2 separate regions of the Homo sapiens genome follow, and region 1 is linked to region 2. The links are chromatin contacts, found by POLR2A ChIA-PET in ENCODE. All regions are on one chromosome and are shown on one strand. The core of a region is the stretch at or near the end of the contact, and the rest is flanking DNA. Distances in the headings are between cores, read along the strand shown.

Region 1 (7,047 bases), core at 1,919-4,418, 720 kb after region 2:
GAGAGCCTGCCTTCGTCTGGCCCTGGAAGCCTGAGATACCTGTGCCCTCATCCCTTCCAGAGACAGCTTGCTCACTTCTGAGCAATATGATCCGGTGGCCATGGTAAGCCAGGAGAAAGGGGCGGCCCCTGCAGGGCAGAAGCCTTCCTTCTACACCCCCATAGATGCCCAGAGCACACACATGCAGCTCAGAGGGCCTGGGGGACAGTGCACCTCACCAGCCATGCCCCAGGGGCCTCAGATCCCCGGCCCAGCCCCTCACATGTACCGGGCACTCACCTGTCCTGGGGTACCGATACGAGTCCGTCTTCCTTTCTTCTAGCGCAGGAGAGGGGACGTGAATGACCTCCACCTCGGACTCATCGACTTCCTCATACAGGATTCGCAGCGTCTTGAGGCCCTCTGAACCTTGGGTGGGGTGGTGGAAAAACTGCTGAGGGTGCCAGAGGCAGAGTCCCTGCCATCAGCACCCCCCGCCCCCTGCAGCACCGGGGCCTGAAGATGGGCACCGAGGGCTCTGAAACCAGAACCCCGGCTCTGCCATTCGCTAGACCTTATGCCAGTCCCAACTCTCTGGGCTTCAGTTTCCTCCCCTGTGCAGTGGGAAGCAGAGCAGGGCTACTCCCAGCATGAACTGGCATGGGAAGTGGCCACGTGGGGTGTAACGGGCTGAACTGTGTCCCCTCTTAGGGCAACAGCGATGTCTACAGTCGTTAAGGAACTCTCTAGGTGTTGGTATTGACAGACTGTGGAGGTGGTTTGAGGTGAAAGGAGTAAGGCGCAGGAAGGACACAGCCTGTGATTCCAGGAGGAAAAGCACGCCCGGGAGCATGTTGAAAAATGGAAGGGACCTACCTTCCCAGGAGGCTGTGGGGCACCACCAGTACCCAGTGAAGCGGTCGAACTCTTCCTGTATGACGAAGGTGGCCACACCCGCAGACTTGGGGTCATCCAGGACATTGGATAAACCTAGGGGGAGGGACGGAGAGCATCAACAAGGGGTGAGCAGCCTGCTAACACTGGGGACAGCCAGGGGCTCAAGGAGAGCATGAGAGAGAGGGAGAGAGAAGGAGGGAAGGAAAGGGAAGGAGAGGGGGAGGGAGAGGGAGGGAGAGGGAGGGAGAGCTCGGAGCCGACTGCTTTCAAGCAGGGTTGCTCCACCCCACACTGTGGACACTGGGGCCCTCTTGGTCTCTGGGGTGGGGCCGTCCAGGGCACAGCAGGGTGCTGAGCAGTGTCCCTGGCCTCCACTCACCCCATGGCAAGCCAGGAGCACCCCCGCCCAAGTGTGCCGTCTAAAAACGTCTCTGGACATCGCCGAGTGGCCAGGTTTGGAAAGTGGGGCCCGGGCTTATGGGACGGAGAGGCAGCGATCAGTGACTTGAAACCAAGACAAGGAAGGATGGGGTCACTTCTGATGAGCAAGGGAGTGGAGAGAACACGCAGGAAGCAGGTGAGATGTGGCCTTGACTTGATGGGGCTGGACAGGCAGAGTGGAGGGGAAGGTGTGCAGGGGCAGAAATGCCCAGGGGCACCTGGAAGAGGGTCCAGAGCACCGTGGCTGGGCTGACGCCTGCAGCAGAAAACCACAGAGCGGCAGGGTGCGGTAGCTCATGCCTGTAATCTCAGGACCTTGGGAGGCCGAGGCAGGTAGATCATTTGAGGTCAGGAGCTCAAGAGCAGCCTGGCCAACATGGGGAAACCTCGTCACAACTAAAAATACAAAAAAAAAAAAAAAATTAGCCAGGCGTGGTGGCGGGCACCTGTAATCCCAGCTACTCGGGAGGCTGAGGCAGGAGAATCACTTGAACCCAAGAGGCGGAAGTTGCAGTGAGCCGAGATCATACCACTGCAGTCCACCTGGGCACTCCCGCCTGCGCTCCCGCCTGGGCAACTGCACTCCCACATGGGTGAGACTCTCTCAAAAAAAAAAAAAAGAAAGAAAGAAAGAAAGAAAACTACAGAGCGGCAGGGACGCCAGGACCTCCCGGGAGACATGGTAGGCTACAGAAGGTATGCACGGGAGGGTGGCTTGTGAGGGGTGTGTGCAGGAAGACCCTGGCTGTGGGGGCAATGGGGCCTTTCTGGAAGCTGGCCAGGTGGCTATGGTGGCCGTGCACAGGAGGGGCTGGCCCCACCTTGGTGGCAGAAGGTCAGCCGCCGCTCCTCGCCTGTCTCGATGTTGGCCACCCACAGGTCGCTGTTATTGATGAAGGAGAAGAAGGCAGGGTCGGCAGGGCAGATTTTGGGGTCCATCCGGGGCCCTGAGCACTGGGTCTTGATTTCCAGCGGTTTCATAGGGGACACCTGAGGACAGAGACGCCCAGCTCAGGGGGAGGGGCCCTCCACGCCACCCCCGCACACAGCCAGGGCCAGGGCTCACCATGAAGCCGTTCTTGCCGCCGTCGCGGCAGTGGAAGAGGCTGTTGCTGGCCTGGAAGAGGAAGAGGCCACTCTCGCTGTGGAAGTCGTAGGAGGTGATGCCGAAGACCCCCAGGCGTTTCCGCTCCCTCAGCAGCTCCTCCTCCCGAGAGTAGACCCCATGGTGGGGCGTGGCCTGGAAACATACAGGGGACAGGGGGCAGCGTCAGTGGGCAAAGAGGATCTCCCGCTGGCCAGGGCAGAGATCCTCGGGCTGGGGCATTCCCAGGGAATCTGACTTCGGGCCTCGCCAGAGAGAACTTCCTGTACTGGGCAGAATTGGCTGCCGGAGCCCTTGACACAGTGGGTGGCCAAAGATTGCCAGCGAACCTGGCCCTGCAGGACTGGCTGAGTGTCCTAGGAGGTGGCAGGGGAGACTCTGGGGCCAGAAGCCTCCTCACTTCCTGAGTTCCCTCCCCACAGACCCTCTCCATAGCAGATGGGGGCCCCTGGGAGGGGCTGTCCCTGCCCCACACCACCGGAGTACTCTCTCCGGGTCCCTAGTGCCATTCTTACAGACTCCCCACCCTCCTACCCTATTCACAATCCCTTCCCATCAAGAGCTTTCAATTTCGTAATCCCAGCACTTTGGGAGGCCGAGGTGGGCAGATCACGAGGTCAGAAATTCGAGACCAGCCTGGCCAATATGGTGAAACCCCGTCTCTACTAAAAATACAAAAATTAGCCGGGTGTGGTGGCACGCGCCTGTAGTCCCAGCTACTTGGGACGCTGAGGCAGAAGAATCACTTGAACCGGGAGGCAGAGGTTGCAGTGAGCCGAGATTGCGCCACTGCACTATAGCCTGAGTGACAGAGTGAGACTTTGTCTCAAAAAAAAAAGCAGAATCAAAAGCAAAATTACCCCTACACTCTGTGGAAAGCAGTGTAAACACAAGGACACTGGCTTGGGGACTCAGAGACAGGCCAAAGTGAGGGCCAGTGAACCAGTGGTGGAGAAAGTGGGAGTGTCACGATCTCAGCCACTGTTAGATATCATTATTGTTACATTGTTATGTTTATGTTGTTACTATGTTATAATGTTATGTTATTTTTATTGCTATATTGTTACTATTTTAGAGACTGGGATTCGCTGTCTCCCAGGCTGGAGTGCAATGGTGAGATCACGGCTCACTGTAGCCTTGCCCTCCTGGGTTCAAGAGATCCTCCCATCTCAGCCTACCAATTAGCTGGAACTACAAGGCGAGTGCCACCAGGCCTGGCTAATTTTATTTTTTGTAGAGACAGGCTCTTGCTGTGTTCCCCAGTCTGGTCTCAAATTCTTGGGCTCAAGCAATCCTCTTGCCTCGGCCTCCCAATCATCAAACACAAAAACACGCCAATCAATGCAAAAGGCATTTTTCCTCCCTCAACTATCCCCAGAGAGCCAACACTGGATGAGATTGATGATTAACCAGTCTCTCTAAAAGGGCCTCAAGCCAAGTTAATTCCCAATCTTTGGTGATGCCGTTAAAAGGAAGAGATGCTTTTGGTAAGAGTTTCTCTGTCGCTTGAGTACAGGTGGTCAGGGGGAGGAGGGAAGGCTCACCCGCCAGAGTCCACAGGACGGAGGGTTTGTGGGAACTCACAGCCGGTGGGGCAGAGAGGTGACCGAAGGCATGTATGGCCTGTGGGGCTGGCCTTTGCCACCTCCTCGCCCACGGTAGGGCCCACGCCTAATAGCACAGCTTACCTGGAAATGATCCAGCATCTGCTTCCAGGACAGGAGCAGCAGAGCCTCTTTCCGGACCTTCTTGGGAATCTCAGAGTAGAGGAGGGAGTTCTCTCGGCTGCCATATGGCATTCCTAAAGGGAGAAAGGAAACACCCAGAACGGGTACCCTGGCTCAGGATGGGGAGACGCCCTCAGCCTGCAGCTGGGCCCAGCTGGTTCCCTCTGCTTCTAGAACATTCTGCCAGGCCGCCGGCGGGACAGCCCTCCCCGGAAAGCTATGGATCCTGGGTTTGCTTAAGTAGGCAGTAGGGCCTTCCACCTGAGATATTTCTGCTGAATCTCACGGCCTGAATTACCGAAGAAACAGCACACAAGAGGCTGGGCATGGTGGCTCTTGTTTGTAATCCCAGCACTTTGGGAGGCCGAGGCGAGAGGACTGCCTGAGCCCAGGAGTTTGAGACCAGCCTGGGCAACATAGCAAGGCCCCGTCTCAAAAAAAAAAAAAAGAATAAAATAAAAGAAAAAAGAAAGAAAAATAAATCGCACACAAGAGAACAAGAAGGGCAGTCAGAAACAAACATCCAACTCTCAACAGGTTGGGTTCGGCTCTCCAAGGCCCTTTATCAAGGCTTTTGCAGACGACAAGAATTTAATATAGGATTAGAGGGAGGGCAAAACCATCAAAAAGGAATGAGGGCCAGGCGACATGGCTCACGCCTGTCATCCCAGCACTTTGGGAGGCCGAGGCAAGCAGATGACTTGAGGTCAGGAGTTCGAGACCAGACTGGACAACATGGTGAAACCCCATCTCTACTAAAAACACAAAAATTAGCCGGGCGTGGTGGCACGCGCCTGTAATCCCAGCTACTCGTCAGGCTGAGGCAGGAGAATCACTTGAACCTGGGAGGCAGAGGTTGCAGTGAGCCGAGATTGCGCCACTGTAGTCCAGCCTGGGTAACAGAGCAAGATTTTGTCTCAAAAAAGGGAATGGGGAAGCGTGCACCTGGTCCAGTATTTCCCAACCTCGCCCCTAATTACATTCGGGCCTGGACCATCCTCCGGGGTGGGGCTGTCCTGACCACTGCGAGGCGCTGAGCAGCATCCCTGTCCTCCGCCCACTCCATGCCAGGGGCACCCCACAGTCGTGACAACCACACATATCCCCAGGCATCTCCCAGTGTCCCCTGCAGGGGCAGAATCACCCCGACCTCAAACCACTGATTTAATCGAAGCTTCTGTAGAAAATGACGGTAGTGAGAGCTGCCAAGCGAGGGTTTTGGGTGGATTACATGAGGTAAGAAACGTAAAGCTCTCGGCACAATGTGTGTGACCCTCTGTGAAATCAGCGTATTTCATCAGTAAGCCGCGGCTTTCCACCTACGCATGTCTCTGGGCTTGGGATGGGTCTTACTGCGGAAGGCGCAATCAGGTCCTTAGTGGCAAATAAAATAACTGTGTATTTTCCAAATGGTCATGTCTTAGATCTGCTGGATGACAGTACAATTGTCATTAGAAAAGGGAATGGCAGAAGCAGGATGGTAACCCCTGGGAAGCCTCGGTTTCCCCTCTCCATGCGACACCACTGAAAAACCGGGACAGGGCTCCTCCAAGCATAAAGCTGTCCAGTAGCCCACAAACGTGACATGACTAACGACAAGTCACAGACAGCCCGGTGCCCTGGCCCCTCCTTGCTCTACTTTCAACCCTGAGTTTCTCCAGGACGAAGCCTCGGATTGGTGCTGTCCTGTCCTCTTTTCAGGACCTCCTCATACTCGCTTTTTTTTTTTTTTTTTTTTTTTTTTTCTGAGACACAGTCTCGCTCTGTCGCCCAGACTGGAGTGCAGTGGCACGATGTTGGCTCACTGCAGCCTCTGCCTCCCAGGTTCAAGCAATTCTCCTGCCTCAGCCTCCAGAGTAGCTGGGATTACAGGCGCCCACCACCACACCCGGCTAATTTTTGTATTTTTAGTAGAGATGGGGTTTTACCATGTTGGCCAGGATGGTCTCGAACTCCTGACCTCAGGTGATCTGCCCACCTTGGCCTCCCAAAATGCTGGGATAACAGGCATGAGCCACCACACCCGGCCCTTGCTTGCTTTTAAGAGGAGAACAGGAAGGCCACAAGCTCGCCGCCTCTGGGATTAGTGCTTAATTAGTAATATCTGTGCCATTTTTATTTCTTGTTACAGGCAGCCGCAGGGTCCTCCAGTTCCTCCTGCTTGCTTTCTGTGTCCTGACTGAAAATCACAGACTGCCCTGACCTCTGTGGCTCAGCCAGCTGCAGGTTTTTCCCTACAGGCTTGAACCAGAGCCTAGAACATTCCCAGGCACTGATAAATACCGAAAGCCAGCCCAGGCCCTGAGCCAAAATCCTTAAACCCTCACATAAACTCCATACCCTGACCCCCTTGCCGAGGACACACCTGGCTGTAGAACACGCCTTTTCTCTGATGCCCATTGCAAGGACACTGAAGCCCACCCTGCACCGAAGACCCCCTGGAAAATGCTTTGGACTCATCCCCCTGGCATTTAGGGTTCCTTTCTTTGGAATCCCAACCAGCCCCATCTGGGGACGGTTCAGGGCACTCCCTTGTGGGAACTCCTCTGCTGCTGCTTTTGGGGTGACTGTAGCTGTGGGTTCAGTGGGATGAAACAGAATCTTCTCACTATTCACAACAGCAAAGACATGGAATCAGCCTAAATCCATCAACGGTAGACTGGATAAAGAAAATGTAGTACATATACACCACGGAGTACTCTGCAGCCATAAAAAAGAATGAGATCATGTCCTTTGCAGGGACATAGATGGAGCAGGAGACCATTATCCTTAGAAAAGTAATGCAGGAACAGAAAACCAAATACCACATGTTCTCACTTTATAAGTGGGAGTTAAATGATGAGAACACATGGACACATAGAGCAGAACAGACACTGGGGCCTATTGGAGGGTGGAGGG
Region 2 (7,035 bases), core at 1,477-3,976:
CGAAAGGATTGAGGCTCTGAAAGGCAGAGGGCGCGGCAGGGAGCAGATGGGAGCGCCCGGGGTCCCTAACCACCTACACCTGTACCTGTGACGCGTTTAGTTAAGTTGCAAGTCAAGCGCATGCGCCATTTGGGGCATGAGTTTTTAGCAGAGGGGTAGTCAGTTTCGCATTATTAATAATAAAATTCTTCAAAATTTTTAAATGCACTGAGCACCTGCTACGTGTTGCGTTTCCTATTGGGGGCTTCGCAGCCGTTTTTTCCGTGCAAAGTGGGAGCATTTCAGAGATGTAATGGAAAGGTTTTCATTAAAAGAGGTGTCAGGCGAGAGGCGGAGGTTGCAGTTAGCCGAGATCGCGCCACTGCTCTCCAGCCTGGCGACAGAGCGAGATTCCGTCTCAAAAAAATTTTTAAAAATTTTAAAAATTAAAGAGGGGTTAGGCTGCTTGCGGTGGATCACGCCTGTAATCCCAGCACTTTGGGAGGCCGAGGCAGGCAAATCACCTGAAGTCAGGAGTTCGAGACCAGCCTACCCAATATGGAGAAACCCCGTCTTTACTAAAAATAAAAAAATTAGCCCGGCGTGGTAGTGAACGCCTGAAATCCCAGCTACTTTGGAGGCTGAGGCAGGAGAACCGCTTGAACCCGAGAGGCAGAGGTTGCAGTGAGCCGAGATCACGGCACTGCATGCACTCCAGCCTGTGCGACTGAGAGTAAGACTCTGTCTCAAAAAAAAAAAAAAAAAAAAAGGAGGGGGGGCTGTTCACAGGTATCCCGGAACTTAATAAAAGAGGGGTTGAATTTCTTCTCAAGTGCATGGGTTGCTTATTGAAAAATTCTAACATCATGTAATTTAAAGAACTAGGGGGAGAGCTTAAGGGAAAAAGGGGAATTTTCAACCCCATAACTGCAGGGATGGAGCCAGGTGTTGGCAGGGAAGGATCTCTCCCACTGTCATCCCCACATCCATGAAGAGCAGAATCCTGGAGTACCACAAGCAGCCACAACCAGGTCAGCTGTAATAAGTACAATAATAAATATACGCTGGGTCTTTTAGGGTGGGGACCAATAAAAAAATTCACCTCTGCAGAGAAGCTCCGCTGCGCATGCGCCTGCTGCGGCGCCAGGAGAGCTCAGAGACCGCAGTAGCGGCCCCTGCTGACCGACAGTCGCCAGTGCAGGCCTCTCGACACTGCCTTTTTTTTTTTTTTTTTTTTTTTTTTTAAGACCAAGTCTCGCTCTGTTGCCACGCTGGAGTGCAGTGGTGCGGTCTCAGCTCACTGCAGCCTCCGCCACCCGATTCAAGCGATTCACCTGCCTCAGCCTCCCGATTAGCTGGGATTACAGGCGCCTGCCACCACACCCGGGTAATTTTTTTGTGTTTTTAGTAGAGACAGGGGTTTCACCATGTTGGCCGGGCTGGTCTTGAACCCCTGACCTCGTGATCTGCCCGCCTTGGCCTCCTAAAGCGCTGGGATTACAGGCGTGAGCCACCGCGCCCGGCCAACACTGTCTTTTAACAGTTTATTGAGCGTTTACTAGGACCTGACCTCACGGTCCTTTAAATCAAATACTTCAGCTAACCTACCCACACCCTGGGCTTCGGGTGGCCTCCTTTACGCCTGAGAAAATGGAGACTCAGATAAGTTAAGTCATTTGCCCACGTTCACAGAGCTAGTAAAGGTGCAGCCAAATCCGACTCAAGTAGTGGTTTAATCGGGAAGGAGCCCGGTCCTGCAACCGTTGTCTAGATGCATTTCAGATTTGGGAAAACGGGCCGGGCACGGTGGTTTATGCCTGTAATCCCAGCACTTTGGGAGGCAGAGGCAGGCGGATCATGAGCTCAGGAGATTGAGACCATCCTGGCCAACATGGCGAAACCTTGTCTCTACTAAAAATACAAAAAAATTAGCTGGGTGTGGTGGCACGTGCCTGTAATCCCAGCTACTCGGGAGGCTGAGGCACGAGAATCGCTTGAACCTAGGAGGTGGAGGTTGCAGCGAGCTGAGATTGTGCCACTGCACTCCAGCCTGGGTGACAGAGAGAGACTCCGTCTCAAAAAAAAAAAAAAAAAAAAAGGCCGGGCGCGGTGGGTCACGCCTGTAATCCCAGCACTTTGGGAGGCCGAGGCGGGCAGATCATGGGGTCAGGAGATCAAGACCATCCTGGCTAACATGGTGAAACCCCGTCTCTACTAAAAATACAAAAAATTAACCGGGCATGGTGGCAGGCGCCTGTAGTCCCAGCTACTCGGGAGGCTGAGGCAGGAGAATGGCGTGAACCTGGGAGGCGGAGCTTGCAGTGAGCCGAGATCGCGCCACTGCACTCCAGCCTGGGCGACAGAGCGAGACTCCATCTCAAAAAAAAAAAAAAAAAACAAAAAACGTGGTGGCTCACGCCTGTAATCCCAGCACTATGGGAGGCCAAGGCGGGCAGATCATGAGGTCAGGAGTTCGAGACCAGCCTGGCCAATATGATGAAACCCCATCTCTACTAAAAATACAAAAATTAGCTGGGCATGGTGGCAGACACCTGTAGTTCCAGCTACTCGAGAGACTGAGGCAGGAGAATTGCTGGAACCCGGGAGGTGGAGGTTGCAGTGAGCTGAGATGGCACCATTGCACTCTAGCCTGGGCAACAGACCAAGACTCTGTCTCAAAAAAAAAAAAAAAAAAAGTGGATTTTGTCTTTTAGATGATTAAACAAATGGGTTCAGGGAGGCCTGGTGAGTCTGTGTAGTAAGAACAGGCGCAATGGCTCACGCCTGTAGTCCCAGCACTTTGGGAGGCGGAGGTGCGTGAATCACTTGAGGTCAGGAGTTGGAGACCAGCCTGGCCAACATGACGAAACCCCATCTCTACTAAAAATACAAAAATTAGCCGGGCATGGTGGCAGGCGCCTGTGGCCCCAGCTACTCAAGAGGCTGAGGCAGGAGAATTGCTTGAACTCAGGAGGCCGAGGTTCCAGTGGGCAGAGATCACGACACTGCACTCCAGCCTGGGTGATAGTGGGAGACTCCACACCCTGAAAAGAAAGAAAAAAGGCCGGGCGCAGTGGCTCATGCCTGTAATCTCAGCACTTTGGGAGACCGAGGAGGGCGGATCACAATGTCAGGAGTTAAGACAACAGCCTGGCCAGCATGGTGAAGCCCCGTCTCTACTAAAAATACACAAATTAGCTGGGCATGGTGGCGCGCCTGTAGTCCCAGCTACTCGGGAGGCTAAGGTAGGAGAATCGCTTGTCCCCGGGAGGCAGAGGTTGCAATGCGCCTAGATCGCGCCACTGCACTCCAACCTGGACGACAGAGCGAGACTCCATCTCAAAAAAAAAAAAAAAAGAAAAAGAAGATAATTGAAACAATTACCCTCCCAGGTAGAAAGTCCCTGCTGATGGGGTGCATCTGTTCAGCAGCGGTGTTGAGAGCTCAAGCTCTTTTTAACGCTTTGCCTTGCTGTCTCCAAAGTATTGCCTTCATCCTCATAGTTCAAAGTGTCCACCATCACATTCACGTTTCAGCCAATAGGAAGAAGGAAAGAGAAAAACAGGAAAAGAGTTTACATGCCACTCCTGCTATTGGTCAGAATGTGTCACGTGACCATACTCAGCTGCAAGGGTTGGTGGGAAATGTAGTCTTTTTTTCTGGGAGGCCATGTGTTCGGCTTAAAATTGTCTTTTTTTCTTTTTCTTTATTTCTTTTTTCTTTTCTTTCTTTTTTTTAGACGGAGTTTTGCTCTTGTTGCCCAGGCTGGAGTACAGTGACGCGATCTAGGCTCACTGCAACCTCCGACTCCCGGGTTCAAGCGATTCTCCTGCCTCAGCCTCCTGAGTAGCTGGGATTACAGGCGCACACCACCACGCCCAGCTAATTTTTTGTATTTTTAGTAGAGACGGGGTTTCATCATTTTAGCCAGGCTGGTATCGAACTCCTGACCTCAGATGATCCACCTGCCTCGGCCTCCCAAAGTTCAGGGATTACCAGCGTGAGCCACCACGCCCAGCCTTTTTCTTTCCTTCCTTCCTTCCCTCCTTCCCTCCTTCCTTCCTTCCTTCCTTCTCTTCCTTTCTTCCTTCGTTCCATCCTTCCTTCCTTTTTTTGTTCCTTCTCTCCTTTCTTCCTTCTTTTTTTTCTTTCCTTACTTGTTGTTTCTTTTTTCTTTTCTTTTTTGTTTTTCTGAGACAGAGTCTTGCTGTGTTGCCCAAGCTGCAGGGTGCAGTGGTGCATTCATAGCTCATTCTAGTCTTGAACTCCTGCGTTCAAGCAATCCTTCTGTTTCAGCCTCCATATTGGCAGGCACGCACCACCACATCCAGGTAATTTTTAAATTTTTTTAGAGTTAGAATCTCACTATGTCCCCGAGGCTGGTTTTGAGCTCCTAACCTCCAGGAACCCTCCTGCCTCTATCGATTTCTTTTATTTTATTTTTTGTAGAGACAGGGTCTTGCTGTGTTGCCCAAGCTGGTCTTGAACTCCTGGGTCCAAGGGATCCTCCTACTTCAGCTTCCCAAGGTGCCGGATGACAGGCATGAACCATTACACTCAGCCAGTTTTTTTGTTTTCCTTTTCACAAAGCACCAAAGAAGAAGCACAGTTGTGTTGTTTGTTGTTTTTTTGTTTGTTTGGGGGTTTTTGGGTTTTTTTGAGATGGGGTTTTGCTCTTGCTGCCCAGGCTGGGGTGCAATGGCGCGATCTCGGCTCACCACAACTTCTTCCTGGGTTCAAGCGATTCTCCTGCCTCAGCCTCCCAAGTAGCTGAGATTACCACGCCCGGCTAATTTTGTATTTTTTGTAGAAACGGGGTTTTTCCATGTTGATCAGGCTGGTCTCAAACTCCGGACCTCAGGTGATCCACCCGCCTTGGCCTCCCTAAGTGCTGGGAATACAGGCGTGAGCCAATGCACCCGGTCTAATTTTTGTATTTTTAGTAGAGACGGGGTTTCACCATGTTGGCCAGGATGGTCTCAATCTCTTGACCTTGTGATTCGCCTGCCTTGGCCTCCCAAAGTGCTGGGATTACAGGCGTGAGCCACTGCGCCCGGCCTTTTTTTTTTTTTTTAATTGAGATAGCGCAATCTCAGCTCACTGCAACCTCCCTTTCCCAGGCTCAAGCAATTCTCCTGCCTCAGCCTGTTGAGTAGCTGGAATTACAGGTGGCCGCCACCACGCCTGGCTAATTTTTGTATTTTTAGTAGAGATGTGGTTTCGCCATGTCAGCCAGGCTGGCCTCGAACTCCTGACTTCAGGAGATGGGCCCACCTTGGCCTCCCAATGTGTTGGGATTACAGATGTCAGCCACCATACCCAGCCTTTTTTTTTTTTTTTTTTTTTTGAGATGAAGTCTCACTCTTGTACCCCAGGCTGGGGTGTAATGGCATGATCTCGGCTCACTGCAACCTCTGTCTCCCAGAATCAAATGATTCTCCTGCCTCAGCCTCCCGAGTAGCTGGGATTACAGGCGCCTGCCACCACACCCAGCTAATTTTTGTATTTTTAGTAAGGACAGGGTTTTATCATGTTGGCCAGGCTAGTCTCGAACTCCTAACCTCAGGTGATCCGCCTGCCTCGGCCTCCCAAAGTGCTGGGATTACAGGCGTAAGCCACCGCACCTGGCCTGTTTTCATTTTTAAACTTTTTTTCTTCTTTCAACTTATTTTAAGATCTGGGGTACATGTGCAGGATGTGCAGGTTTGTCATACAGGTAAATGTGTGCCATGATTGTTTGCTGCACAGATCAACCCATCACCTAGGTATTAAGCCCCACATCCCTTAACTATTCATCCTGATGCTCTCCCCGCCCCCCACCCCCACGTCCTAAATTTTTTTTTTTTTTTTTTTTTGAGAAGGAGTCTTGCTCTGTCGCCCAGGCTGGAGTGCAGTGGCGCCATCTCAGCTCACTGCAAGCTCCGCCTCCTGGGTTCACGCCATTCTCCTCCCTCAGCCTCCCGAGCAGCTGGGACGACAGGCGCCCACCACCACACCTGGCTAATTTTTTATATTTTTAGTAGAGACGGGGTTTCACCGTGTTAGCCAGGATGGTCTCGATCTCCTGACCTCTTGATCCACCCACTTTGGTCTCCCAAAGTGCTGGGATTACAGGCAGGAGCCACCGCGCCCGGCCAATTTTTTATTTTTTGTAGAGACAGGGCCTCCCTACGTTGCCCGGGTTAGTCTTAAACTCCTGGACTTAAGCAATCCTCCAGCCTTAGCTGCCCAAAGTAAGGGTATACAGGTGTGAGCCACTGGGCCTGGCCAACATTTCTTATTCTGAAATAATTATAGATTCAAAGGGAGCTGCACATATAGGACAAACAGGTCCTACGTGCCTGTCACCAAGCTTCCCTCAGTGGTCACATCTTATGTACAACATCCGAACAAGAAATATGACATTAGTACAATGTGTGTATACATTTCCAAGTTATTGTAGCTGGACACTGTGGCTCATACCTGGAACCCAGCACTTTGGGAGGCCAAGGAAGGAGGATCCCTTAAAACCAGGAGTTTGAGACCAGCCTGGGCAACATACTGAGACCCTATCTCTAAAAAAAAAAAAAAAAATTAGCTGGGGGTGGTGGCACATGCCTGCAGTCTCACCTCCTAGGGAGGCTTGAGCCCAGGAGGTCAGGGCTGCAATGAGCTATGATCATGTCACTGCACTCCAGCCTGGGCGACAGAATGTGACTCTGTGAAAACAAAAACAAAGGCTGGGCGCAGTGGCTCACGCCTGTAGTCCCAGCACTTTGGGAGGCTGAGGCGGGTGGATCACCTGAGGTCAGGAGTTTGAGACCAGCCTGGCCAACATGGTGAAACCCTGTCTCTACTAAAAATACAAAAATTGGCCACGCGTGGTGGTGAGCACCCGTAATCCCAGCTACACGGGAGGCTGAGGCAGGAGAATCGCTTGAACCCGGGAGGCGGAAGTTGCAGTGAGCCGAGATCACGCCACTGCACTCCAGCCTGGGCAACCAGAGCAAAAGTTTGTCTCAAAACGTATGTATAAATAAATAAAACAAAAACATACAGAACTATTTCATCACCACA

Evidence for each region. ChIA-PET counts read pairs that join two places held with the same protein, here RNA polymerase II (POLR2A).
Region 1: POLR2A ChIA-PET joins it to region 2 with 10 read pairs in activated naive CD4-positive, alpha-beta T cell. The contact joins two enhancer-like sites. POLR2A ChIA-PET finds 5 or more read pairs at or near these places in 2 of 52 experiments (GM10248 and activated naive CD4-positive, alpha-beta T cell).

Annotation. Positions count from the first base shown.
Region 1 is chr19:4,701,748-4,708,794 of GRCh38, forward strand. It overlaps DPP9 (dipeptidyl peptidase 9), which reads right to left. Exons shown (of 22, transcript NM_139159.5): 5 at 4,111-4,223; 6 at 2,384-2,557; 7 at 2,139-2,307; 8 at 856-969; 9 at 280-408. Among named protein-coding and RNA genes, the nearest start is that of DPP9, 19 kb to the right of the region's middle. RefSeq lists enhancers at 1,961-3,160, 2,183-2,683, 2,684-3,184. Within about 2 kb of position 3,169, at least 7 of the 41 ENCODE cell types and tissues checked have a DNase peak (open chromatin) inside an H3K27ac peak, as active enhancers do.
Region 2 is chr19:3,986,810-3,993,844 of GRCh38, forward strand. No RefSeq gene overlaps it. Among named protein-coding and RNA genes, the nearest start is that of EEF2, 4.9 kb to the left of the region's middle. RefSeq lists enhancers at 906-1,407, 1,408-1,907. Within about 2 kb of position 2,727, at least 17 of the 41 ENCODE cell types and tissues checked have a DNase peak (open chromatin) inside an H3K27ac peak, as active enhancers do.